2 separate regions of the Homo sapiens genome follow, and region 2 is linked to region 1. Evidence: chromatin contacts called from ENCODE Hi-C or POLR2A ChIA-PET data. All regions are on one chromosome and are shown on one strand. Each heading gives the region's core, a stretch centred on a gene start or an enhancer-like site at or near the end of the contact. The rest is flanking DNA. Distances are from core to core; before and after follow the strand shown. Region 1 has its middle 42 kb from the start of DAB2IP. Region 2 overlaps DAB2IP (DAB2 interacting protein).

Evidence for each region. Hi-C counts contacts between places; a loop is a spot of excess contacts on that map. ChIA-PET counts read pairs that join two places held with the same protein, here RNA polymerase II (POLR2A). Pooled maps may share reads with other maps.
Region 2: a loop to region 1 is called in a pooled map, with 2.2 times the contacts of the local background. The contact joins two enhancer-like sites. A Hi-C loop is called at or near these places in 1 of 168 maps with a recorded cell type or tissue (heart left ventricle) and 1 of 50 pooled maps. POLR2A ChIA-PET finds 5 or more read pairs at or near these places in 2 of 52 experiments (MCF 10A and PC-9).

Annotation. Positions count from the first base shown.
Region 1 is chr9:121,608,465-121,611,417 of GRCh38, reverse strand. It overlaps a transcript of DAB2IP not described here. Among named protein-coding and RNA genes, the nearest start is that of DAB2IP, 42 kb to the left of the region's middle. Within about 2 kb of position 1,442, at least 12 of the 41 ENCODE cell types and tissues checked have a DNase peak (open chromatin) inside an H3K27ac peak, as active enhancers do.
Region 2 is chr9:121,723,566-121,726,518 of GRCh38, reverse strand. The region is part of intron 3 of DAB2IP (DAB2 interacting protein); the gene reads right to left. Among named protein-coding and RNA genes, the nearest start is that of DAB2IP, 73 kb to the right of the region's middle. Within about 2 kb of position 1,383, at least 21 of the 41 ENCODE cell types and tissues checked have a DNase peak (open chromatin) inside an H3K27ac peak, as active enhancers do.

The DNA of each region.
Region 1 (2,953 bases), core at 193-2,692:
ACACCCTTAGCCTGTCTGCTGTACTCAGCTTCCTTGGGGTGGGAACGAGTTACTTGGTGCTTCCCCTAGCTCCTACTCCAAGCCCAGGATTCAGTGGCCATCAACAGATTTCTGTTCCAAATCTGAATCAAAACCTATGGTCAAGGCCAGGCATGGCAGCTCATGCCTGTAATCCCAACACTTTGGGAGGCTGAGGCAGCCAGATCACTTGAAGTCAGGAGTTCGAGACCAGCCTGGCCAACATGGCAAAATCTAGTTTCTACTAAAAATTACAATTAGCCGGGCGTGGTGGCAGGCACCTGTAATCCCAGCTACTCAGGGGGCTCAGGCAGGAGAATTGCTTGAACCCAGGAAGCAGAGGTTGCAGTGAGCCAAGATTGCACCACTCACTCCAGCATGGGTGATGGAGTGAGACTCTGTCTCAAAAACAAACAAACAAACAAACAAATCTTATGGTCACTCCACTCAAAAGGAAATCCCTTAGCGAGCCCCTGCCTTGAAGATACCTTCTAGGGGAGGATGGGAAAGGAATTACAATCAACATTCACAAAGCCAGTGACCTACAGGGGGTGGAAAGAGATGGGCCCAGGACTGGCGGTCCGTGAAACCATCTTCAAATACGCCCTTCCTCTCATGGAGCCTGCATACCGCTGTACCTGCTCTCCTCTGCGCCCCCCTCTGACTATTCAAGGACAGCACTACTCAAGGACAGTGGGGAGATGGAGAACGATATCAGCGTAGAAAAAGACCCTTCATCCATCACCTTCCCACCCCTCACGTGCTGAATTACACCTGGTTTCTCCATACTTACACTTCCACAATCCCTTAGGAGGTAGCCCTGCAGCTAGAGGGCAGGGCAGCAGAGTGCCTGACACGAGAGGCTTTGGAGTTGGGAAGACCTGCATTCCAACCCTGGCTCTGCCCTTCCCAGCTGGGTGACCTTAGGCAAGTCACTCCTCCTCTCTGGGACTCAGTTTCCTCATCTGCAAAACAGAGGTGAAAACAGGATCTCACAGGTCTATTGTGAGAACTAAATGGGCTGATGAGCCGAGTGGCTGGTCCATGGGAAGTACTCAGAAAGTGTGAGCTGCTAGGTATTATCATTACAGCCCAGAGAGGCCATGCACCGTACTCAGGGTCACACAGCCAATGTGAGGCAGAGCAAATGCTAACACCAGGTTCTGGCTCTGGTCCAAGCTCCTTCCTAACACAGAGCCACTATCCTGGGAAGCTGTGAGATGGCACAGTACAAGTGCTTATCATGGCTCAGCAGCTTCCCCAAGCCCACAGTTCATGAGCCAAGTACAAAGTCCCAACCAAAAGGTTTGTTTTTCTTATACACACACACACACACACACACATACACAAAATCAAGTAGCTCAGAGTGAAAGTTCCCAAACCTTGGCATCCTCCCCTATCCAGAGGTGAGTAGTGATCTCATCCCTGTGACTAAGCCACACCGACGCCAGGAGCCCTCTCTGGGAACCTGCAGGCTTGGCGTTGCTGGCTCCCAGCCCCAGGAGGAGCCAAGGCTGCAAAACTGGGATTCTTGCAGAGCTGGGAATTCTTGGCTCTTGGAGCTGAGAAGCAGGGTGGCTCTGAGAAGTGGGTGATGTTGCAGCCAAGGACCAAGATAGCCCTGGAGATCCAGGTTTGAATCCCAGCTCTGCCAGGAACTTGTCATGAAGTTTTAGGCAAACCCAGGCCTCTATCCCCCTAATTCTAAAATGGATAGATCGCACCAGAAGATTTCCAATGGTCTGTCCAGCTTACATCTTGCTTAGCTCCTGTCCTGCCCACCAGGGGCCTTGGCCTAGCTAGGGAAGGAGCAAAGAGTTAATAAACATACAAGTTAGAGGGCCATGGGCACTAAAATGTACAGAAAAGGTCAGTGTTGCTGGAACAATCAGTGCAGGATGCCTGGAGAAGTTGGGAGCCGAATGGGGGTCCCAAAGCGGGAGGGATGGAAGTGAGAAGTGGAGAAAACTGATCCTGGTGGTCTGGGAGCTTGTCAGTGGCAGGGTGTCAGATGCACTAGACAGCCTGTAAAAGTTTCAATGAGTCAGGTCGGGCTAGAACTTCAGCCACTACCTCCTCCCTGTCACTTAATTCCTCCCACCATGGGGAAGACAGACAGATGGACAACCAGGAGCACCTAGATTAAAAACTAGAAGGCTGGGCGCAGTGCCTCACACCTGTAATCACAGCACTTTGGGAGTTCGAGGCGGACGGAGCACCTGAGGTCGGGAGTTCAAGACCAGCCCGGCCAACATGGCAAAACCCCGTCTCTACTAAAAACACACAAAAAAATAGCTGGCCGTGATGGCACACACCTGTAGTCCCAGCTACCAGGGAGGCTGAGGCAGGAGAATCGCTTGAACCTGGGATGCAGAGGTTGCAGTGAGCCGAGATTGCGCCACTGCACTCTAGCCTGGGCGACAGAGCGAGACGCTGTCTCAAAAACAAACAAACAAACAAACAAACAAACAAAAACTAGAAAAAGCCGAGAAACCTAGTTACAGACTTTGCCCCAGAGGGGGCTCCTCCCCAAACCAAGAGGCAGCAGAAAACGGGGTGCTCCCCCTAGCACGATGCAAGGTTCCATAAGGAGAGGTCAGGATGGACAGGTGTCTTCTGAGGGTTTAAAAAATATATATTCTGTCAAACACCATAAAGTAATACCTACAGCAAAGCCAGTTAGCACATCATTGCAATGCATGGTTGTTACAGCAGGAAGCTACTGTGCTCTGTAATCCTCAATGGCTCCCTATTGCCTACAGCTTTATGTTCACTATCCTTATCATAGCATTCTAGGTCCTCGATTTGGGGTCCTGATGGTACTTTTCTGCTTTATTCCCATCACTACCTTACCCCCCCAACTCCTGCTCCAACCAGTTACAGTCCTCGGCTGCTCCCCAAGCCCATCATGAGCCTTTGCTCCCTGGGACCTCAA
Region 2 (2,953 bases), core at 134-2,633, 120 kb before region 1:
GTTGGTTTACCAGTGCTTCCCACCGACTGGCTATCAACTGGGTTTCCCATAAACCCCTCTTTGGGTTTGATTAATTTGCTGCAACAGCTCACAGAACTCAGGGAAATATTTACTTCTGTTTGCCAGTTTATTATAAAGGGATACCAATGAAAAGATGCATAGGGAGAGGTATGTGGGCAGGGGCGTGGAGCTTCCATGCCCTCCCTAGGAACCCTCCAGGAACCTCCAAGCATTCAGCTATCTGAAAGCTCCCCAAGCTTTGTCCTTTTGGGTTTTTATAAAAGCTTCATTTCATAGGCATGATTGATTAAAGCACTAGCCATTGGCGACTAACTTAACCTTCAGCCTCTCTCCCTGCCCCAGGGGCTGTGGGGTGGGCTGAAAGTTCTAACCCTCTAATCCTGCCTTGGTCTTTTCTGTGACCCCTTTCTGAAGCCACCTAGGGGCTGCCAGCCATCAGTCAACTCATTAGCAAATAAGTAGACATCACTTTAAAGAATCTAAGGATTTCAGGAGTCGTGTGCCAAGAAACCAAATACTGTATATATTTCCCAGTGTCACACCTTTCCACACCTACCCTTACACACAGCCAAGGACTTGCTTCTAAAATCGCTGATCTATCTAGGTCCCATCTCTTCTTAAAATCCTTCCCAGCTACTTTCAGGATCAAGTCCATACCCTGCTGCCTTCCTGCTACCTTCCCCTCTATTCCTTGCACTCTCCAGGCCCAACACATAGCCGCCCCGTGCCCAGTGATACCCAACTACCTGGCATGCCCAAAAGCCCTTTCCCTCCCTCAAGGGAACCTTCACCTTCACCCTGTGGCCCAACCACCAACTCAGTGGAGCCTTCCTTGAGCGCTGGTAGAGTCCTCACTCCCTTCTCTGTTCACGCACAGACCCTCTAAGGTGAGGTCTGTTGACTCATCTGCATTGTCAGACAGCAGGAGCCCTTGAGGGCAGAGATTGGCGTGACTGTCCCCTACCCCCTGCCCACAGCAGAGCGTACACAGAGGAAGCACACAGGAAACAATGGCTGGAATTTGCTGCACTGGGTACCCCAGGGTCAAAGAGGCCAAATCTAAGGGTGACCCTGGGCAGTGGAGTCTCTTGGAGATAGACCTGACCATAAGCCCCCGAGCCAGGTCAGACCAGGGCCCGCCAATTGGCTCTCCCAACCTGGCTCGTTAGGGGAATATGGACACTGCCAGGCCCAATCTTTCCATGGACGCCTGACAATGGCTGTGTCGAGAATCACAGGAGATGAAGTCATCGCTCCCAGAAATAGGCTGATTAAGAAGACGTGACGACAACGCAAACAGCAAGGCTGGACACACACACACATACACACGCGCGCACACACACTCACTCACCATGTGTTTCTCCACCCTGGGAAGCCGGGCCAGGCCTGAGCTCCTCTGGGAAACAGAAATCGTGCCAGGAACCAAAGCCAGCACAAGAAGCCTGGAGGCGGCTGGTCTTTGGGAGTGGCTGGTGCCGGGGGTGCTCTCCTCAGAGACTGTCTTGCAAGGGTTCCCTGTCCTGACCCTCACTGAAGTCCCCGACCTGCCCCTGGCCCTCTCAGACCCTCATGGTTCACCCCCTCCTTGGCCTCACCCCTCAATCCCCAGGGTAAAATCCTACCCACCTTTTTGGGCCCCCTCCCATTCCTGTCCATCCTAGATTCTGGGGAGGTGGGAGTGTCTACTGGCTGAGACAGGGCTCAGAGGCCACAGACACTGGGCTAAAATCCTGGTTCTGTCCCGCTGCAGCTGTATGACATTGGGCTAGTCAATCCACCTCTTCTTTGAGTCTAGTTTCCCCATCTGTAAAATGTAGACAGCAATGTGTCCACATTATGGGGTACAATTAAATGTTTGTTTGTTCATTCACCAACTTTCTGTCAGGCCCGATTCTAGGTGCCAGAGACACATCAGGGTACAAGACATAAATGTTCTACTTGCATGTGGCGTACAGTCTAGAGTGTGGGAAAAGTACACGAAGTATGTAACAACATCAGGTGAACTCAACAGCTAGAGACAAATGCAGAGCCAGGTCCTGGCTAGAGGATGGGAGGGGGCTGTGTTTGACCGGGTGGTTGGATTCACACTTGAATGAAGTGGGGCAGCAAGCCACACAGGTATCTGAACAAAGAATGTTCCAGGAAGAGAAGAAGAGGGAACAAGGACAAAGATGTATGCTGGAGCACTCGTGGGGCAGGGAACGGGGAGGGGTGGGGGAAGTGCAACTGGAAAGGTAGTCAGGTGCTCCCCATTCAGGGTCCACAGGAAGGAACCTGAGTCATAACAAGTGAGTCCTGGGCAGAGAACTGACTGAAAGGGGAGCAAGTCTAGGGCTCGGTGCAGGGTCCAGTGGGGAGCCATGACGGCAGGGCACACAGCACACAGTGAGGGTGTGTCACCTCAAGCGCCAGCATGAGGGAATCCTCAGTAAACAATCCCCCATGTTGTCCCTGTCACTATCCTCGTTACCATCAACATCCTCATCATCCCCAACATGGGCCCAGGCTCTGCTGCTCCCAAGGCAGAAAGACTGTCAGGCAGACTCTCAGAGAAGCCCTGGGAGGTGGGCAGGGCTCTCTGCCCCATTTGACTGATGATGAAGTACCTTGATCAAGGTCCCCCAGCAGCAGTGGGCAGGGCCAAGGTGCCTTAAGCCAGTGCTCCACCCCGAGTGGGCTCACCAGCCTAAGTAGACAAATCTTCACCATGCACCCTCCTCTCCGCCCTACCCCCTGGGCCCAATCCTCAACCAGCTCTGTGTCTTCATCCACACAGGGCCTCTAGGGGAAAACACTGTACTCTAAATGAAACAACAGCTCCAAGTGTCTGCATTGCACAGATGTCAGTTCTTTCCCATCCAGTTCTTTGCTTACTGAGCAGGAGGTGCTGCAAGACCCATCAGGTGAAACCAGGGTGGGGAGAGTTCCTCCC